2 separate regions of the Homo sapiens genome follow, and region 1 is linked to region 2. A link is an interaction called in ENCODE POLR2A ChIA-PET data of the cell type or tissue named here. Cell type or tissue: PC-3. All regions are shown on one strand. Links, peaks and the distances in the headings refer to the core of each region. The heading gives the core; the rest is flanking DNA. Region 1 overlaps GTF2F2 (general transcription factor IIF subunit 2). Region 2 has its middle 44 kb from the start of SNORA31B.

What was found. ChIA-PET counts read pairs that join two places held together with the same protein. Peaks named below come from ENCODE experiments on the same cell type or tissue, not always from the same donor. Only the 100,000 strongest peaks of a DNase experiment are listed, where the experiment ranks them.
Region 1: POLR2A ChIA-PET joins it to region 2 with 5 read pairs; 3 of 35 experiments call an interaction of 5 or more read pairs at or near these places.

The regions. Positions count from the first base shown.
Region 1 is chr13:45,178,543-45,182,940 of GRCh38, reverse strand. All of the region lies in intron 4 of GTF2F2 (general transcription factor IIF subunit 2), which reads right to left. Among named protein-coding and RNA genes, the nearest start is that of KCTD4, 20 kb to the left of the region's middle. In PC-3, for the core only: no CTCF peak of the experiment used is centred there; no DNase peak of the experiment used is centred there; H3K27ac peaks cover 607 bases.
Region 2 is chr13:45,290,027-45,294,424 of GRCh38, reverse strand. No RefSeq gene overlaps it. Among named protein-coding and RNA genes, the nearest start is that of SNORA31B, 44 kb to the left of the region's middle. In PC-3, for the core only: no CTCF peak of the experiment used is centred there; a DNase peak (open chromatin) is centred at 2,094.

The DNA of each region.
Region 1 (4,398 bases), core at 143-4,142, 110 kb after region 2:
AACCCAGCCTGCCTGACGAGTGTGCTACAAGAAAAAACTAGTACAGAGAATCCATTTCTGAGACTTGTGGGGCCTCAACCACAGAAAGAAAAAGGGGGACTGGCACGTGAGGGATAACCAGGAAAGAAGCCTCTGTGAGCTAGGCCTATTTTCCTCATTCATGTACAGAATTATTAACAAATTAAACCTGAAGAATAGCTACCAATAGTGAACAATCAGCAAAATGATTTCTAAAAATGAACTAAAAATTCTTCCATGGGACCATCTAAGAAAAAAGTAGACTACCTTTAAGCAAATCGGAGGAGGGAGACTATTTTTACATCAAGTAAGCAAAGCAACAACTTCACAGATTTTTGAGATATAGTAAACTCTTGTACTGCCCTGCTCTGGAGATGGAGGAAGAGTATAAACATAGAGAGAGAAAGGCATAATTCTGTTTCCCCACAGTACCAAGCAATTTTAAAAAACACTTAAGATCACAAAGCATCTTGAACGCTATTTTAGAGTCATCTGGGAAGGAGTGAAGTAAGAACATTGGGAAAGTGGCCGGGTGCAGTGATTCATACCTGTAATCCCAGCACTTTGGGAGGCCGAGGCAGGTGGATCACCTGAGGTAACAAAAGTTAGCCGGGCGTAGCAGTGGGCGTCTGTAATCCCAGCTACTCAGGAGGCTGGGGCAGGAGAATTGCTTGAGCCCGGGAGGCAGAGGCTGCAGTAAGCCGAGATTGCACCACTGTACTCCAGCCTGGGCAACAGAGCGAGACTGTCTCAACAAACAAATAAACAACACTAGGAAAGTGAAATGTAGTCTAAAAAACTAAACTGGTGGAAGCTGGAAGAGAGACATGGTCAAATTCTTAGAAATGGCAGGGTATGAAGAAGAAGGGGCTACATAAGGAGCTACCTCCAGAGAGAGGGAGGAGTCTAAAGCTTCAGCCAGCAGGGCGGCCATTTGTTACCTAAGGAGCTAGCATTATTCTCTCTAGTTTTCTAAATTAATAAGCTTGTGGTAGACTATTCAAACAATTAGGCATTCTCCCCAATACCATATCAATAGAAGCATCAAGAAAAGCTACCGCTAGCTTTTTGTACACTTAAGCTAACACAATGTGCTCAAGCTCACAAAGTTTTTTAAAAATTAAAAAACAGATGAAAAGCAACCCAAAAGACAATGCTTTTGGATGAGACATTTTCTCAACCTAAACTTTCCCTCTAGCTTTCAAAAGTGACCCAAAGACAATAATACTAAGTAAGTTTTTTTGGCTTATATAGCCGAAATATGAAGATCACTTAAAAGCAATACTGACTCATCCACAGGTTAATAGATTTATTTTATATTTACTTCTAAATACATACTAATTGTTTTTGTATTATACAGCTTTATAACATAAAATGTAAAGTTGCTGTTGTTTAAAACCTAATAATTGTCTTTAAGAACATCAGAGAGAAATGTTCATATACAAGTAATTGACATGCTTAAAATGTTCTTGGTTATTCATTTAAGGATTCCTTAAAGGATCTCTATTGACTAAGCTCTTTTACTCTGACTCATTATTTTACAGCAAAAGCAATGACTCCTTAAATCTACTGTGAAAAATAAAATATATTTCAAGGTGCCACTAGTTGAAAAGTATGACCCTTTCCTTTTTTAAGGTAGCCAGCAAGAAGAAGAAGAGAGGGAGGTATATGAAGGGAATTGATGCCATGATATCTGGATATCACCTTTGGTTTTTCTGGTTTTTTTTTTTTTTGTTTGTTTGTTTTTTTGTCTTTTGAGACAGGGTCTCACTCTGTTGCCCAGGCTGGAGTGTAGTGGTGTGATCTTGGCTCACTGCAACCTCCACCTCCTGGGTTCAGGCAATTTTCCTGCCTCAGCCTCCTGAATAGCTGGAACTACACTACCGGCACGTACCACTATGCCTGGCTAATTGCTGTATTTTTTGGTAGAGACGGGGTTTCACTGTGCTGGCAGGCTGGTCTCGAACTCCTGGGCTCAAGTGATCCTCCTGCTTTGGTCTCCCAAAGTGCTGGGATTATAGGCGTGACCCACCACGCCCAGATCACTTTCGTTTTTTGATGACTACATATGACAAAGACCACATCAGAGACCAGCAATTTACCAATACAAAAATATACTTCTTTTAAAGAAAAATCCATGCTTTCTTCAAGTCACTACACCCTTCTAAAGAAAACATTAGGACACAATAAAAAATTAATTAAATAAATTTTTATTGGATAAAAATTTATTAAAGCAACAAAGTAAGGTAACTTAGATGACTGACATGAAGTATAATAAACATGTAGAAATAAAAGTACAATTCATTTGGCTACAAACACACAAAACTTGAAAAAACAAAATGAGCAATCTTTTCCTTACACAAGCAGTATGGACCAAATTAGATCAGAGTTTATAATTACCACAAAAATACTCATTTAAACATTTGCTGACCAGCCAAAACTTTGCTTTGAGGAAGATATATTACACATACATACACACACATACGGAAAAAAATGACAAAATTATAACTGTCTAACTAAAACAGACACAAAATACGCATGAGTCTATAGTATAGACTAAAATTCTATAATGGACCTGAAAAGAAACTACGTATATTTTTAAAGCTCACCTATGAGTGTTTTTTAAGAAAAGAGATGTAACTGTGAAATCTAGACAATACAGAATAAAAATAAATAATTCAAGAATAAGATGACATGATCAAAAGCCAAGAAGAAAGTACAAACTTATTTATAATTTATACTAAGGTTAAACAGCAGGGAAATTAGTTGTGGAATGTTAGTCTTTACAGCCTTGATGAAGTGATAACACAACTAAGTAAAAATGAGACGTTATTTTGAGGATTATAATTTTCAAAATTTTCGTAACAGAGAATTGATAGATTGTCAAAAAGTGAAAAACATGGAGTTTTTAAAAAAGATAATATAATGACTCCAATTCTTTAATTCTTCACCCACATCTACACCCCCACCTCCCAACTTAAAAGAAACTCTTGGGAACTTGTATTTCTTGTGAAAAAGAGGCATTTATTTGATGTTAAGAAATTCCTTCAGTTCTTTTTCATCTGTTATTTCGAGTAAATTAACTATGCTGGTCTATATTCTCTATAATGGTGGGCTAACTTAATTTAGATAAAATCTCCCTCTGAAAAACAATTAAAAAGCTTAATAAAATCTTAAAGTATCAAAAAGACCACAAGATAATAAGAAATTACAAGCCCCAAATATGGGGAAAATGAGATTCCCTGTGGTCATGAGCCAATACAAGGAAAATGAGACTCTTTGTTTAGACAGCCTCCCAAGGCATGAGGGACATAAATCAAAGTCCAGTGCCTATACAAGGTAGAAAGTCTAACAGGAGTTCATTTCCACAAAAAATTAAAATCCCAAAGGACTATATACCTTCAGGGCAGTGATAAGAAGGAAATTTTAAAAGCTCCTGATAAACTAACTAGGGTGACCCAGAGTCCTAGTTTGCCACAGACAGTCTAGTTACACCCCAAGTATTGGCATGCTTAAAAATAGTGCTCCTTTTTACTCTCAAAAAGATTCCACCTTGTAACCAGGTAAGCTACATGGTCACTGTAATGATCACCTAATTTCAATCCCTGGATACCCCATCAAAGAAATCTCAAGCCTTGAGCATGGTTTAATGTGATAATGGTAGACTATCTCTGAAGATGACTGAAAACAATCCCTTTCTTCCCTGTACTTGCACACCGCTAGTTTCATCAAGAGGTGGGGTCTATTTTATTTTCCCTTGCTTTGAATCTGAGCAGGTCCTGTGACTTGCTGTGACCAACAGATGCAGCTGAAGTGATGCTGCACCAGTTCCAAGCCCAGTCCTTAAGAGACTTAGCAGCTTTTGCTTTTGCTTTCTTGGAAAACAGCCACCATGTAAAGAAGCATGGGCTAGACCTACTAAATGACGAGAGCACTAAAGAGAAACCACAAAGGACAGAGCAAAGGTACCCCAACCCACATGCACCAACTCTCAGGCAATAAGTGAAGCAGTCCTGGACACTGCACCCTAGCCAACCCCCCAGCTGAATGCAGATGCATGAGTAACTCCAGTCAACATCATGTGAACAGTAGAGCCCCCAGCTTAATCCAGCCAACTCACAGATTCATGGAAATATGACATCATTGTTGTTTTAAGGCCCCAGTTTGGTGGTGATTTGTTATAAATTACTGAAACAGTGGATCAAAACTGGTAGTGGTCTGTAGTGCTTGGGTGAGAGTAGGTACATAACTTTCATTTAAAGTCACATGTTTGGTAAACGGAATTTGAGGAGAAAAAGAAAAAAAGAAAAAAATTTAAAGAAAGTCATGTTATTCCTATAAATAAATATAATGCCAAACACGAAGCTTTGAAACTAGATT
Region 2 (4,398 bases), core at 129-4,128:
GCCAGGTGTGGCGGTGGGCACCTGTAATCCCAGCTACTCGGGAGGCTGAGGCAGAGAATTGCTTGAACCTGGGAGGCAGAGGCTGCCGTGAGCTGAGATTGCGCCACTGCACTCCAGCCCGAGTGGCAGAGTGAGACTCCGTCTCAAAAAAAAAAAAAAAAAAAAAAAAAAAATTAGCTGGTTGTGGTGGCGCATGTCTGTAATCCCAACTACTCTGGGGGCAAATCTGGAGAATCACTCGAACCCGGGAGGTGGAGGTTGCAGTAAGCTGAGATTGTGCCACTGCACTCCAGCCTGGGTGACAAGAGCGAAACTCCGTATCAAAAATAAATAAATAAATAAATAAATAAATAAATAAAACTGCTATAAATCCTTCTATACAGGCTTTTGTGTGTGCATATATGTCTTCATTTCTCCTGGGTAAGCTTCTAGGAATGGGATTGCTGGGTTGCGTATGGTAGTGTGTTTAACTTTACAATAAACTGCCAAACTGTTTTCCAAAGAACCGGTATCCTTTGGCATTCCATGAACCATGTGTGCGTTCTGGTTGCTCTGCATGCTCGGTAGCACTTGACACTGTCAGGTTTCTAAAGTTTTAGCTATTCTGGCCGGGGGCAGTGGCTCACGCCTATAATCCCAGCACTTTGGGAAGCTGAGGTGGGCGGATCACCCGAGGCCAGGAGTTCGAGACCAGCCTGGCCAAGATGGAAAAAAAACCCATCTCAACTAAAAATACAAAAGTCAGCTGGGTGTGGTGAAGAACGCCTGTGATCCCAGCTACTTGGGAGGCTGGGGCAGGAGAATCGCTTGAACTGGGGAGGCAGAGGTTGCAGTGAGCCGAGATTGTGCCACTGCACTCCAGCCTGGGTGACAGAGATATACTCCGTCTCAAAAACAAAACAAAACACCCCCTTTCCCCACCAAAAAAAAAAAAAAAAAAAGTTTTAGCTATTCTGATAGGTATGCAGCATTCTTTTGTAATTTGCATTTCTCTAATGACCAATTATGCTGAGCAGCTTTTCATGTGCTTGTTCATCTATACCTTCTTGATGAAATGTATGTTCTCACATTTATTAATTTTTTTTCTTTTTTCTACCTCGCCTGGATATTGCCTGTTTTAAAACTGAATTGTTTTATTATTTTATTAAAGTTTTAAGAGACCTTTATATAGTCTGGATACAATCCTTTATATGCGTTTCACAAATATATTCTCCTTTATATGAAGTTTCCCTTTTAGCATCACTGGTGAGAGAACATTATTTCTGAAGTGCTAATTGGCAGTTTCATGCCAGTTGTGTCTCTTGGAGGTCAACATCTGACAAATGTCTGAACATATGGCTGAGCGAGTGCTCACAAATGTCTCAGCTGTGTCTTTGGGATAGGGGTGGAGGTAATTGGTAGTCCAGAGGGGAATCTGGGGGAGTAGGCAGGCTTGAAGGCACTTGGATAAGAGTTCATTTGGTAGCCTGCTACCATTCAATCATTTGTGCCTTTTCAAAAGTCCATCTTTTCTATGTCCACTAAGTTAACAAACATTCCTTAACAATGTATGAGGGAATTTTGATGTGGTTAGGTTCATCCATTTCCCATTCTGTATTTGCTGTGTTCTTGAACCCCTATGTCCACTCCCACAGGGTGTGCACACTAGGCTGTGACACCTCTGGGAGACCAACTACTCCAGATTTTTCACCTGCAAGTGGTAAGTCAGGCCAACTTCCGTTGGTGACCCGTTATCTCTGCTTGAAAAAAGATAAGGAGATTCTCCACTTTGGCCTCAGCTCTTAGCTAGGTTCTTTAGTCCAGCTAGGAGTTACTGAGCCTCCACCAAGAAGGTGAATCATTTGACCTCATTTAGCTCCTCCTCCTTATTTATCTTTATTAGAGCTTGCAGTGATGGAGAGTAAGTGATTGGGACCTCAAACTTCTAACACATAATTCTCTCAGGCTGTTTTGGAATGCTACTCTAATTAGACTATATTAAAGAAATGTGTTCAGGGATGAGTCAACAGGAAAAAGCCTGCTGCAAATAAAGGAGTCATTGAGTTGTTGGCATCAGTTTGCACCTGTGTGCAGAGCTGATGGAGGTTAGCCCCGCCTAACACCTCATCCATTCCACTTGGGCCCAGGGTCAGATTACCTGATTCCAAGTTGCTCTATTAGACTGAGAAAATACTTAACTTGTCAAGTCACAATCCTTTACAATCTGCTGTATCTGCAGGTACACTGAAAGTGTGTGCAGGTTCTCATTCAAACCACCTGGGGAAGTAAGGCTATTAGAATTCTCTTGTATTTGCTCTTTCTGTATTTCCTGCTCTTTGACTTTTATGAACTCCTAGACTTCTTTAAAACACAATTCATATACCAACTCCTAAGAAGCTTTCCTGATTCTCCAAAAATTTAACTAGTTGTTTCATTCTCTGTGCTACCCCATATTTTATATAATAGCCAACCCTGATAAAGTACTTTTTATGTGCCATGCAGTGTTCCATATATGAGCATTAAATTGACATTTAATTTTCATCACAATTCTATGAGATAGATACTCTTTAACATTTCGGTTTCACAGACAAGTAAACAGGCACTGATGGTAGGCAACTTGTTCAAAGTCCCAAGCTTTGAATGTAGGTAGCTCTTAAAACATTCTCCCATATATTTCTACTGCTGCACTTAAGACACTATGCTGCCATTTATTTGCTTCCCAGTCTTCTTCAATACCACAGCTCCCTAAATGCAAGGACCTGTCTTATTTGTTCGTCTCTGTATCCCCATTACCTGGGGGTCTCAAGCTGACGGACTTCCTTTGTGCTCACTGGGCCATGGCAAAGACCCCCAGCTGTGACCACCCAAGCCGGCAATTTTCTCATGAGCCTGGCATTGGAGAGTCATTGAGTCTTGGATGGAAATAAATCAAATACACTGGCCATCTGTGGTCATTAATGGGAAGTATCTCCTCATCTGAATCTACAGCAAAGACAGAACATCATTCCATAATAAGAAACTCTACAAAAGAAATAAACACTGGAAACCCAATCTCTACAGGCAAAGCAACTGAGGCAGAATCCTGAAGCAATTATTTTTGGTTCAGGAAAGGTAACTCTTGAGACTTTGCCACCAGCATTTAGTGAGGAGTCACTGAACCCTAGGGAGGTGAATGATAGCTGTGGGCACTGAGCAGTGGAGCACCCATTATCTAACACATGGTGGCCAGGAGCCTATGTTCCACAGTGCCATTCTGGGATTTGATCTGCCTCCTTTCCTTGGCTAGACCTGGGGCAGGTTCTACTGTATATTCTACTGTATGACCAAGGGCAGGTTCTTTAACCTTTCAGTGCCTCTGGACTCACATTGATAGAACACAGATAATAAGAGAACACAGATTACAGGGTGGCTGGGAGGATTAAATGAGTTATATGAGTTAAATGTTTAGCATGGTGCTGGACACACAGTAAGGGTCCAAGAAACATGAGCTATTATTCTTCCTTTTTATTTAGTAAGACAGGCAGAGAACTGGTAGTACGTATTATCACAAATACGTATCACCTCTACCCCTGTGCCTGGCACACAGTGGGCAGCAATGTTTTTTTGAGACGGAGTTTTGTTCTCGTTGCCCAGGCTGGAGTGCAATGGTGCGATCTCAGCTCACCACAACCTCCGCCTCCTGGGTTCAAGCAATTCTCCTGCCTCAGCCTCCTGAGTAACTGGGATTACAGGCATGTGCCACCACGCCTGGCTAATTTTGTATTTTTAGTAGAGATGGGGTTTCTCCATGTTGGTCAGGCTGATCTCGAACTCCCGACCTCAGGCGATCCACCCACCTTGGCCTCCCAAAGTGCTGGCCACCGTGCCTGGCAGCAATGATTTTTCACTGAATAAATAAATGGCAAAGTGGTTGACAGGCTTTTGTTCAAGGAAATACACTGGAATGGTAATCAGAAGTAAAGCTTAAATGTCAAGAGGACCAGCCCAGTAAGCTCTTAATTCAACATTCTATTGAGATCGTTGTATTACAGACATCCACTGTGTGTTCATAATAGATCAGCCTGAGGCACTGTATAAATCCTTTTGTGTCTTAAGAATTATCAATGATTAAATTATATTCAATGAGGTTTTAAAATTAAGTATACGTTACTGCATTCAAATACCTGAAACACTGGAAATCCATGAAGAGCACAAGTGGCAACAATGAATTAACTAGAGTCTTCTCATGGAGAGCAACACTTCATTTGCACTTCTGTACCTACACGGTATTGTTACCCATCCACAGCTGCATTTCCCACTAGATTGTGAATGCTTATGTCTAGTGCTTTTGTGTCTCTAGTGCCTGAGATACAGTCATGCTTAGTAAATACTTCCCAAACAAATAGCCATTGTGTTTCATGACCAAACCAGATTATAGTT